Regions from separate parts of the Homo sapiens genome. Here region 2 is linked to region 1. A link is a contact called in ENCODE Hi-C data. All regions are on one chromosome and are shown on one strand. The core of a region is the stretch at or near the end of the contact, and the rest is flanking DNA. Distances in the headings are between cores, read along the strand shown.

What was found. Hi-C counts contacts between places; a loop is a spot of excess contacts on that map. Pooled maps may share reads with other maps.
Region 2: a map of ascending aorta shows a loop between it and region 1 (7-fold over the local background). The contact joins the promoter of DLD here to the promoter of CCDC71L in region 1. A Hi-C loop is called at or near these places in 5 of 168 maps with a recorded cell type or tissue (CD4-positive, alpha-beta T cell, CD8-positive, alpha-beta T cell, ascending aorta and 1 more) and 15 of 50 pooled maps.

The regions. Positions count from the first base shown.
Region 1 is chr7:106,657,806-106,663,731 of GRCh38, forward strand. It overlaps CCDC71L (coiled-coil domain containing 71 like), which reads right to left and starts at 3,353. Exons shown (of 1, transcript NM_175884.6): 1 at 1-3,353. The coding sequence starts at 3,091. The coding sequence ends at 2,384. RefSeq lists an enhancer at 2,127-2,176 and a silencer at 2,527-2,796.
Region 2 is chr7:107,888,575-107,894,500 of GRCh38, forward strand. DLD (dihydrolipoamide dehydrogenase) reads left to right here and starts at 2,609. Exons shown (of 14, transcript NM_000108.5): 1 at 2,609-2,715; 2 at 4,626-4,704. The coding sequence starts at 2,677. RefSeq lists enhancers at 2,310-2,389, 2,347-3,029, 2,540-2,779 and a silencer at 2,840-2,949.

The sequences.
Region 1 (5,926 bases), core at 2,103-4,602:
TAGCCCATGTAATCCAAAGAAGCATTTATGTGAGTTCAAGTATGCTAAAGTAACAAGGCATAGGAGAGAAAAATGTCAAGAATCTCAGTTAAAATAAATGAATGGTGTCAGTGGTTATGTTTCAGTGGTGTGCTGAGCAGTTATCCTCCCAGTTAAGCCAAATTTCAAAATCCTCTGGAAAACTATCTAGATAAGCTGTATGTCGAAATTGCATTCTAATATGGCCATTGGGTTTATTTTTCATTATTATAAAACTATATACAATAGTAAAGTTGTACAAATACATTTTTTCCAGGTGCTAGTTAGCTATAAAAGTTAACAATATATTTTTGGGAAGAAAACCCTATGCATCTGAAATACAATTGGCAATGGAAGCTAATAACCAAAAGATATGTCTAAGCTTCCTATCACAAATATAATTTAACACTCTCCATCTTCTAAGGAATTATTCATTTTTATTTACTCATGTGACAGTGTTTGTACAATGCATTATCATTGAGTAGTGAATAAAAGACTGAGGCTTACTAGAAAACTGGCATCAAGTTATATATATGTGTGTATATATATATCATATTATTTCTTTTAACAAGAACACTGAAATTGAAGTCACAACACTCCTATACGGACTACTAAACTTGAAATACTCATTTCAGAAAGCTATGCCATTTGAATTCTAGGAACGCAAGAGTCAAAATTGTAACTCTCATTATTCTCCTAAAAAGCTGCCAAGCAGAGATAAGCTTTAGTATTAAAGATTTCACATGTCAAGTTCCAGCCCAGTATGGATCGTTTCATGGCAGAATACTTAAATTTGAAATAATAGTGGTACAAAAACACTACTTGACCCTTTAGGTATTGCAGTAAAAGCTGGCTGTGGCACTGCTGGCTAAAAACTATTAAGTTTTCCTGCCACAAATGACCAAAGGCACTTGGATAATCAAGAATTCCACACTGGGCCATATGGTATAAACACTATAAAAGCGTAAAGAAGGGTCAGTATTCTGTGTGTCTCGCCTGTTTGATTCCTGTGGTCTTCAGCTGTCAAAGACCTAGAACTGCAAACATATAATGAGTGGCAAAAAGGTTAAAAAAAATGTTGGGACAAAAAAATCAACTAAAAATCAACTAATTTTCATTATGTTTGTAAAACTGATGAATATTAGTCTAGACATTTCTTGTTATCCAACAACAAAAACAAAAAGGAAATAGATTTCGCCCAAAGTAACCTTAACCAGTTATTTGATACCAAGAAATGCCTCCACCCCTCTTGATCATTAATAGTTCTAAGAATTCTAATGGGTATTCTGTTTATCATTTTAGTGATAATGTTTACACACATCCATCTCTCCTATGCAACTCCCATTTTAAAATACATTATCCTTGTAAAATACATTACAAGGATAATGTATTTTAAAATACTTTAACGCATAATATTCCTAGATTTGTATGTTAGACCAGGACAGGGGGCCAAATCATCTCCAGTCGGATTCCAGTGACTCCTGTAACCAAAACCAGTTCTTCACAATTTATTCATTTTTTTTAATCACACACCATATGGTTTCAATGCATTTTTTTATTCAATTCAAAAGAATTTAACAAGTTAACTTTTCCTAAACAAAAGTTTTCATGTGTATTCTACCATTTTTAGGAGCTCAGTAAATATAAACATTGTTTCAATACAAAACCTTTAAAAATACCTTGAAAATGTTTAAACAGTTGTATTTTGCATGTCTTTGTTTGTAATCACTGAGCCCATACAAATCCTTGCACTACTAACAGTCACAAGCTTGAACCTCTTAAAAAATATCCTCGATCAAAGCTTTGGAATCCAGTAAAAATTAGGAAACGAGTGGGCTTCAGAATACCCTGAGCACAAACTAGTGCAACACCACATGTTCGAACTTCTGTCCACAAAGAGGGGTGACAGTGAAATAGAAAAAGGGGGAGATAAAGAACAAGTAAATTCTGGCTTTATTACACAAGCACGAAACCAAATTCCTTTGGAAAAATAATGTCTTCGGAGGACTTCCAGACCAGTGAGGTAGAGTCCAACAGTGAGAAAACGGATCTGCCCCTAAGGTCCTGGAGACGTCTCAATCGGTGGTCAGGAAGAAAGGGACCTCCCCTGCGGGTCCAGCTGTCCCCTCCCTCCGCAGGCCGGGTACGGGAGGCAGCAGAGGGCACACCTGCCCCAGCGTCCAAGACGACCGCGCCGCGGCCCGGGACAGGGACAACCATCCGGCAACTTCTTCGCGCGTAAAGTGCATTGGGGGCCGGGGTCCTGGCCGGATCTGTAAACACTCGACTGACACTTGTTCATTCCTCCGGGCGGAAGGCCTGTCCCAAGGTCGGGGCCGGCAGGAGGCGCCCTGGAGGCCGCACCTCATGCCCGGGGCACCGGGAAGCGGCGGAGCCTCACCATGGGTTCCAGGTTCACTCGCAGGACCTGGCGCGCCCTGCGCCGCGCTGCCGCCAGGCTGCGCTCGCCCCACACGTCGCTGCCGACGCGGATGGTGGGGAAGGTGGTCAGCGTCGGGGTGGCCGCCCTCCAGATCTCCTCCAAGGTGCGGCCCCCGAAGCAGGGCCCGGGGGCCACGGGCTTGGCCGGGCAGCTCTCCTCGGGGGGCGGCGGCGGTGGGGGTGGCGGCCGGGGCTTCCTCCTGCGGGCAGCGGCCGCCCGGGCTCCGCGGCGCCTCCTCCTGGCCGCTGCGCGCGGAACCGGCCGGCGCGCCTGGCCGCGGGCTGTAGGGGGCCCCGGGGGGTCGGGTACCAGGGCCCGGCAGGAGGAGTAGCCGTAGACGTCCTTGCTGCGCAGGATGTGCGGGGAGAACTGGTGCTTGAGGCTGCAGAGGAAGCTCCAGAGCTCCGCGTCCGAGCTCATGAACTCCGTGCTGCGGGGCATGAAGAGCTTGAAGGCGTCGCCCAGCGCCTTGGTGCTGTCAGCCAGCGACAGTTGCGACCGCGAGTACACCACCTTCTCCTCCCGCGCCTCCAACCCAGCCCCGTCTTCTGCCCTAAAGTCGCCGCCCCGGGCGGCCGTGGCCGGGGCGACCGGGCGCCGGCGCCGCCGCCTCTTCATACTGCGCCGCATCGAAGGCCGCTCCGGGCCACTCACGCTCGCCGGGTCCCACTACTGCCGCCGCCGTCCCAGTCCGCGTTGGCTCCGCGGCGGCGGCTGCTGCTGGCGTCTCTCGCTACTTTTCTCGCCTCCGCCGCCGCCCCTCCCCCTCCGAGGGCGGAGGACGCGGGCGAATATCCTGCTGCCCGGTACAAGATGGCGGCCGGCGCCCACCCCTGGGCTTTGTCATTGGACGGCGCCTCGCCCCCCTGGTTTCTCTTTCTTCTCCTCTCTTGCCTCTTTTCGCCGGCTGCCTTTCTTTAAATGTGCCCGCCTCAGGCCCCTCCCACCGCAGCCCCGACTCCACCCATTGGGTGCTCTCAGAAGAGGGGCGGGGACTGATGGGGGAGAGGCCAGTTCCTGGAAGATGGTGCTGGGGTGGGTGATGGCCTTTGAACGTAAGTCAACGGTTGGGTGGATCTAGGAGGGCTGCCACGTCTAGAGTAAGAGGGTGGATGTTGGCTACACCATGGGAAGAGTGACTCTTAGAGTGAGGGGGTGTGCAGTTGTGGATTGAGCTGGGAGCTCTACCAGTGTGGATAACAAAGGGAGATTTCCCTGAAGGATGTTCCTGGTATCATCACAGCTAGGGAATTTGGGTTTAAGTCTAGGGGAAATGGGCCTTTCGCAATTCCCATCCACCCTCTCAAAGGCCTCTTCTGGCATCTTCATTCAAAACTCTTCCCTGTCTTGACCCCAGCCCATCTCAAGAAGCCAGTAGTAATCCAGAATCATTCAGGTAATGTGCGTGGCTGGCAGCTGAGAGATTTTAGTCTCCCTCTGGACACTGGAGCCATCTTCATATTTAAGAGAGACCCTGCTTATCCAGAAAGCAAAACATGTCATACCCTATAAAACTAAATACTCTTTGCTCAAGTTGATCAAAGATCTATTACAATAAAGCCATTCTGTGAAAAGAAAATATAGTTTTAAATACACAGTTCTTTATGGATGCCAATTCGTTTTTCATTTAGTTTTAAAATGTCAAAGCCACCCCTATCATTTAGAAAGGATGCATCATCGCAGACAACAGATAAGGTTTCGTTGAAAAACACAAATTGTTCAAAACACATTACCTTTTGTATTGGGAGGAGAGTAGTGGACATCCTTTAGTCATCTTTTCTGTCCTCTATACCTAACTCAGTTCCTGTCAGGTAGTGGACACTCAATGTGTTTGCCGAATGAATCAATGAAATACCACCGATTATCCCAAATAGAGTCAGAAATGTTGAAACTGCTTAGAACAGGACAATTAGATATTTTATATTGCAATTTTCACAGAACTCCTTTAAATTTCTTAAGGTTAAAAGAAAAAATCTCCTGACACTTAGAACTTTGAGGTGGGCATGTGGATTTTACCCAGGAAACATCTTATTTTGCAGTAGTGAACAAATAAAGTATAGGAGTTTTGTGATTTACATGTAGTTGCTAATGGTTTCCTCAAATATTTGACCTGAAAGAGACCTAGTTCATTCTCCTTATTTAACAGGTGAGGAAATCTGTACCATAGAGGTTCAGTAACACAGCTGGCTGATAGCAGAACTGGGATTCTAAATCCTTCGATTTCTAATCTAGTGATCTTTGTATTTCACTGAAGGTTTTTCAAACTGTGCTGTCCAGACTCTAAGGAATTCAATAGAACATGCTTTATGCATAAGTAGAATGACGAAGGACAGAGCTGTACCCCTATTCCTACTTCCACCCCACCCAGAATTGAGCAGTTTTTCTCTGTCTTATAATAGATTTATGAATAATATTTTGTTTGTTCAGTTTCAATAAAACCTAAAATAAATAATTTGAAAGCTCTACACCAGAGATGTCAAATTCTTGAAAGCTCTCACCACACAATGAGTTTATGGCAAAAATAAAACTCCACACAATGGGCTTATGGCAAAAATAAAACATCTAACCAGGAACCAGCTCTCTAGCAAAATCATGGTAACTTTCTGAATAGAAAATCATTTTCCTAGAAAAGCACACTCTGATCTCAGAACAAGATTACAGAGCCAAATACCAGCTTCCTAAATCCTTATAAAGGAATGATATAGCAACAACTCTTTACATCACAATTTGCTCTTTCCGTAATTCTGAGACACATAGTAAAGTGAAATTTGAATAATTTCCATTGGAATACCCAAAATCTAGAGTGAGCCATGAGAAAGTTAGGGGGGCTTCATAATGAAAAGCAAGGATAAAACAAGGATTAAAGTAGACCTGGCTTTTCATATTGGAATCCCCTCCCTTCCTTGATAATCATCATTTTATAAATTCTTCAGGGTCTTTACCACATAAATATATTCCAGACATTTACATAAATGTATAGAACTTATTTCAATTAAGAAGATAAACCTTTTTTAAACACAATTTTGGTTCTAAGAAAACATAAGATCTCAACTTGCCAAGTATTCAAGAGTTCATTTTATAATGCATGCTCATTTAATTTACTTAAAACCAAACAATATTTTTTATGAAATACTTTTAGGAACTAATATCATGATAAAGTGCTTATGTTATCGTATACATTTAAATTTGACATTATTTGCTCTATTCTGTTTCCTCTATTATTTTTAATTTTTTCTTGACCTCCACCTTTTAATTAACTCTAATAGTCTTGCAAATGGTTCCTTATCTGTTCTCCATAAATAAGCAAAATTTACACATAGAAATAATGTATCTCTTCTAGTTCCTGAGACTTGAGATACTATGAAGTTTATGGAAAGTTGGCAAATTAAATTTTTGCTCTTGAGTAACGATATTTTACAACCCTTAGTTTATTCCTTTACCTCTCAAGGGTAATAATGCCTCCTA
Region 2 (5,926 bases), core at 1,359-3,858, 1.2 Mb after region 1:
GATGCACCAATCGGCACTCTTTATCTAGCTAATCTGGTGGGGACTTGGAGAATCTTTATGTCTAGCTAAGGGATTGTGAATGCACCAATCGGCACTCTGTGTCTAGCTCAAGGTTTGTAAATGCACCAATTAGCACTCTGTGTCTAGCTAATCTGGTGGGGAATTGGAGAATCTTTACGTCTAGCTAAGGGATTGTGAATGCACCAATCGTCACTCTGTATCTAGCTCAAGGTTTGTAAATGCACCAATCAGCACTCTGTGTCTAGCTCAGAGTTTGAAAATACACCAATCGACACTCTGTATCTAGCTAATCTAGCGGGGACTTGGAGAACTTTTGTGTCTAGCTCAGCCATTGTAAACGCACCAATCAGCACCCTGTCAAAATGGACCAATCAGCTCTCTGTAAAACAGACCAATCAGCTCTCTGTAAAATGGACCAATCAGCAGAATGTGGGTGGGGCCAGATAATAAAAGCAGGCTGCCTGAGCCAGCAGTGGCAACCCGCTTGGGTCCCGTTCCACAGCGTGGAAGCTTTGTTCTTTCACTCTTTGCAATAAATCTTGCTGCTGCTCACTCTTTGGGTCCACACTGCCTTTATGAGCTGTAACACAGCGAAGGTTTGCAGCTTCACTCCTGAAGCCAGTGAGACCACAAACCCACCAGGAGGAATGAACAACTCCAGACGCGCTGCCTTAAGAGCTGTAACGCTCACCGCAAAGGTCTGCAGCTTCACTCCTGATCTAGCGAGACCACGAACCCACCAGAAGGAAGAAAGTCCGAACACATCCAAACGTCAGAAGGAACAAACTCCGGACACGCCGCCTTTAAGAACTGTAACACTCACTGCGAGGGTCCGCAGCTTCATTCTTGAAGTCAGTGAGACCAAGAACCCACCAATTCTGGACACAATATGAATATGGAAAGTTGCTCATGAGATAGTTTTAAGTGAAAAAAATCAAGTTAGCAAAATAAGTGTGGTCCAATTTCTGGTTATATTCCTTAGCTGGAATATAAACACTGCTAGTGTGGGCTGTCCATTGTTGACATCGCTCCCTCCACCTCCCGTGTGTTCGCATTAATTTATATGCGTTGTGGCTTTTGTTCTAGCTGAGAGGAGAAGAGGTATAGTTGGTACAAGAGATGAGGAGGAATGTGGAGAAATATGGTGAGTGCAGTAAGGAATCTATTTCCTGCCTCACTTCTCATACTGGGTTGAGCCCCTAGGCTTTGTGAATGACAGCTGGAAAGGATGGAAGTGTTTCATTTTTTAAAAATAAAAATATGATATTGTAATTTTGGACAAAGGAGTAGGGAACAAAGCCCAAGAAAGTTCAGGAAAGAATTGTGAGATTTTGTGCATATGGAGCAGTAACTCCTAGACCAGATGTCAAAGACTGCCATGAAGCTGGAGAGGAGACAATTCTCCCCATCTGTGTGGTGGAGGCTGCTCAATGTCCCCCAATTTCGCTTCATCTCATCTTGCTTATTAATACAATTTCAGTTAGGCACTCAGCTGACAGGACTATGTTTCACAGATCCCCTTGCAGCTAGGTGTGGCTTTGTAATCAGATGGAATGAGGGGATATGATTGTAGAAACTGGAGCAGCCATCTTGAATGAAAGATGCAAGGCAAGCTCTGATGATGGCAGAGTCACGAGATAAAAGGAGCCTGGGACCCTGTCACAGGACAGAGCTGCCAGCAATACCGTCTCTATAACAAACACTAAATTTAATTATTCATATCTAAATCTGAACATAGGCAGTAATTTCTAACCAGTGTTTAGCCCAGCACAAGGCCTGGGTGGTAGACTTCCAATAAATGTAGAATTAAGTTTATTCACACTATATAGACTTATTGCAAGGCAAGAATGAGACCTTAGACTTTCGTGCTCAATCTTGAAGACAATGTTTTTCAACCCTTTTCAACAGATTCTCTCTCAAAACCTAAAATCTCATCCACCATCCCACTCTCTTTTTACCAGGGAGATGTGTTTCTCAACTAAAGAAATAGAAGAAAGTGTGTTCTCTACGTATTGTCAGTTAGCTAATTAGAGCAGAATGCTGGTGATGCCAAAATCTGTAGCCCCATCCCTTATATGGCATTTGAGAGGAGCGAGTATAAAGCAGTAGATAATACCAAAGGTTTTGGCCTCAGGGCCGCAGTTATCTCTCCTTTGTGAGACCTTGGGGGCACTGTTTAACCTCTCTGGGTCTCATCCAAGAAATGGAAATACTAATAATACTCCATATGGTTGTTGCAAGGATGAAATGAGATGTCTGTAGGAAGTGCCGAGGAATGCCTAGCACAACCAAGAGCTTGTTGAACTTGTCACGCTTTACTGTCGATAATGTGCATTAAGCAAACGCTAGTTTTATTTGTTTATTTCATCTTCTAAGTATAAGAATACATTGTAGCTCGACATTTTGGCACCAGCCCCTAAAGCATTCCCACCACCACCCCCGCTGCGACAAAGCCCTGCGCTCCTTACGACAGCGTACGACGCCGAGCCTGACAGGAACGCCTCGTGCGGTAGAACCGCGCGGGCCAATCGCGCTGCTCCCGGGTGATGACGTAGGCTGCGCCTGTGCATGCGCAGGGAGGGGAGACCTTGGCGGAGCGGCGGAGGCGCCCAGCGGAGGTGAAAGTATTGGCGGAAAGGAAAATACAGCGGAAAAATGCAGAGCTGGAGTCGTGTGTACTGCTCCTTGGCCAAGGTGAGGGCCGAGTAGGTGAGGTCGTGTTGAGCCAGAGGCACGGAAGGTCCCGCTCAGTGGGTCCGGTACGCGGCTTAACCGTGTTGGGCTGGCGGAGGCGGGCGCCTGGGCCGCACCACCCCTGGCCCCGCCTCTGCACTGGCTCAGCCCGGCCCTGGGCTCCGAGGTGGCCGCTCATCCTGCAGCAGGCGAGGGACGGGGCTGGGCCCAGGCTGTGGCGAGTCCTTTCGGGTTGTGTGACGGCCGGCGGTCACACATGCCACACCCCCAAGCCTGGGCCGAGGGCCATCCCGGTCACACATAGGCCTCTACCTTGGAGGAAGTGTAAGCCACCCATGTCCCGTATAGTCTGGCTTTTTATACCATTTGCCTTTTTCTCATCCTAATTCTGATCCCTGAGTGGCCTAAGTTTATGCAGTGGGCAGGTAACCCTGGGGTCACTTCTTGAATGGTTTAGATCCAGTCAGCTCCAACAGATAGCCCTCGGAATTCCCCTAAGGTCTTGTCAGTGTTGGCAGCTTTCAACTGGTGTTCATTGCCATCTCTCACGACTTCCTGGAGGCTTAAATCTTTAATTGCAGCAGGTTATCAGAACAACTCTCCTTTTTAATCTGCTTACCAGATACAGCCAAATTGTGTGTATGTGGCACCGTGGCTGGGTACTATGTTAGTGGAGACCTTAAAAATAATATAGCGATCAAACCCTTTTGTTTCAGAGATGAGGAACCTGAGTTCTCAAAAGTTAATGTAACATTCTGCAAGTCATGCTTTTAGGGAGCGGCGGAGGTGGGACTGAAACTCAGGATTGTCAATCTGCTGCTTTTTGGGTTTGCTGTCCTGACCTCAAATGTTAAGAGTTGCCTTGGAATAGGAAACATCAGTGTAGGTTTTGTCACTGCCGCCCATTTTCCTGCTGTGAGCAGGGGTTATTTGCTTGCTTGCTTTCTGCCTCATTGCCCTTAGGAAATGGTAGCCGTCCACATATAGAGATTAGGGAGATTATGATGCAATTTGTCAAACTGTAGTAGCACCAGAACGTAAGTACATTACTTGGTGCATTTTCCTAAGTTACCTTGTCTAATTTGCTATTCCTAGTTGATGTCTCAGGAACATCTTCATAGATTGTTCTAAGTAAATACGGACTGTATATACACGCTAGCTTAGAGTTAGGAAACAAAAATTACAGGTAAAAAGATTATCATGTATAGATTATTCAAGTATTTAAGTTAGAACTTTCAGAGCTTTATTTATTTATTTATTTATTTATTTATTTTGAGACGGAGTCTCACTCTGACATCCAGGCTAGAGTGCAATGGCACTATCTCAGCTGACTGCAACTTCCGCCTCCCGGGTTCAAGTGATTCTCCTGCCTTGGCCTCCCGAGTAGCTGGGATTACAGGCACCCACCACTACACCCGGCTAATTTTCTTGTATTTTTAGTAGAGTCGGGGCTTCACTATGTTGGCCAGGCTGGTCTCGAACTCCTGACCTCAGGTGATCCGCCCACCTCAGCCTCCCAAAGTGTTGGCATTACAGGCGTGAGCCACCACGGCCGGCTCAGAGCTTTATGACATTAAAATGATCCCTGGCACTAATAATTAGCCATGTTTTCTGAAAATTGAATAAAAATACCATTGAATACGTTTTTAAAATTAAGTTAAATATGAGATGATTTGTTGACTATTGATAATAAAAAGATGGGTGTGGCAAGCTGAGGCTGAAAAATTTAAATGATTAGTTATTGTCAAAGAGGGGATATTGATCTGTAGCTTCTGTGTGGCAATGGAAGAAGATACACTAATAATCCTCGCTTGATACGTTTGCCCAAAATTGTTCTGTTATCATCAACCTTCAGTAGTTCTATGTTTTGAATTCATATCTTACATAATAGGGACATTTTCTTTTTCTAGAGAGGCCATTTCAATCGAATATCTCATGGCCTACAGGGACTTTCTGCAGTGCCTCTGAGAACTTACGCAGATCAGCCGAGTAAGTACTTAAGTAAAACATTTTTTTCATCACATTAGCTGACAGTTCCTTTCTATTTCAATGTAAAAGCAAGTGAATATTGGAATAACTTATGTTAAGTGTCTTATAGTTCATTTGTTCATGTATTTATTCGTTTGAATGTATATTGAGCTAGTGTGTTCCAGGCGGTGAACAAGGTAAAAAAACCCTGCTCTTATGAAACTTGTAATTTGGTGATAAAAGACAAACAATATATAAGTAATGGATAAATATTTTGGGAAGTAACTGAAAATTAAAGCAGGTAATAGGGAGGAAGAGAGATAATTTTAGATACAGTGTCAGGAAAGGCCTTTCTGAGGAGATGATGTCTGGGCAGGGTCCTGAGTGAAGTGGGGGAGTGAGGTTACTTCAGGCAGAGGGAAACAACACTGAGAAAGGCCTGAGGTGGGACTTAGCTTGTGAAGTTTAAGGAGTAATAAGAAGGCTGGTATGACTGGAGCAGAAACCCATGCAATGTAAAGTCGGAGAGGTAGGCAGGAGACAGATCATGGAGTGCCTTGTAAGGCAGGTCTAGTAGTTTGGATTATACTCCAAGTATGATGGGAAACAAAGGTTTTGAGCAGGGCAGCAATTTCATATGTTTACATTTAAAAAGTTAATTTTGTCCGTTGAGTAAGGTTGTATTGGTTATTTTAACACTGTTTAGAATGATGAGATGACTTTCTTGACATCCTGAATGAAAGTCTTCATGGGTTTATCAAAAGCATGTTTTAAAGATTAGCAGGATCTAAAAGGAAGCTATGGGTCATGGAATTTTCTCCTGTGTACTTTTTTTATATTTTTGAAGTTCCCATAAAGGATATGCATTTTATTTTTTTAAGTATTTAAAACAGAAAGTTAATAGGATTATATTGAAGTATTTTGACCTGTCAGTACCAAGGATATTGATTATTTGCAATGTACTGTTTTGACATTTACTGAATTCACCCATATGGATTATAAGTAACATTGGATGTCTTAAAGCTTCAGTTATAGAAATCATTATCTGGGCAAACTGTGACTATCAGTCTCCCTGCATTCTGTGAAGTAATTTAATCCTGTATCCTCAACTGTTATCCAACCATTATCATTTTGGATATTTTATTTCTAGAGGAAGGGTAGGGGGAGGATTCTAGTAACCCATGACTAACAGTGAGTGAGTGATTTATTCTAGCTTTGAACAGGTCAAGAAATCCTTTTAAAA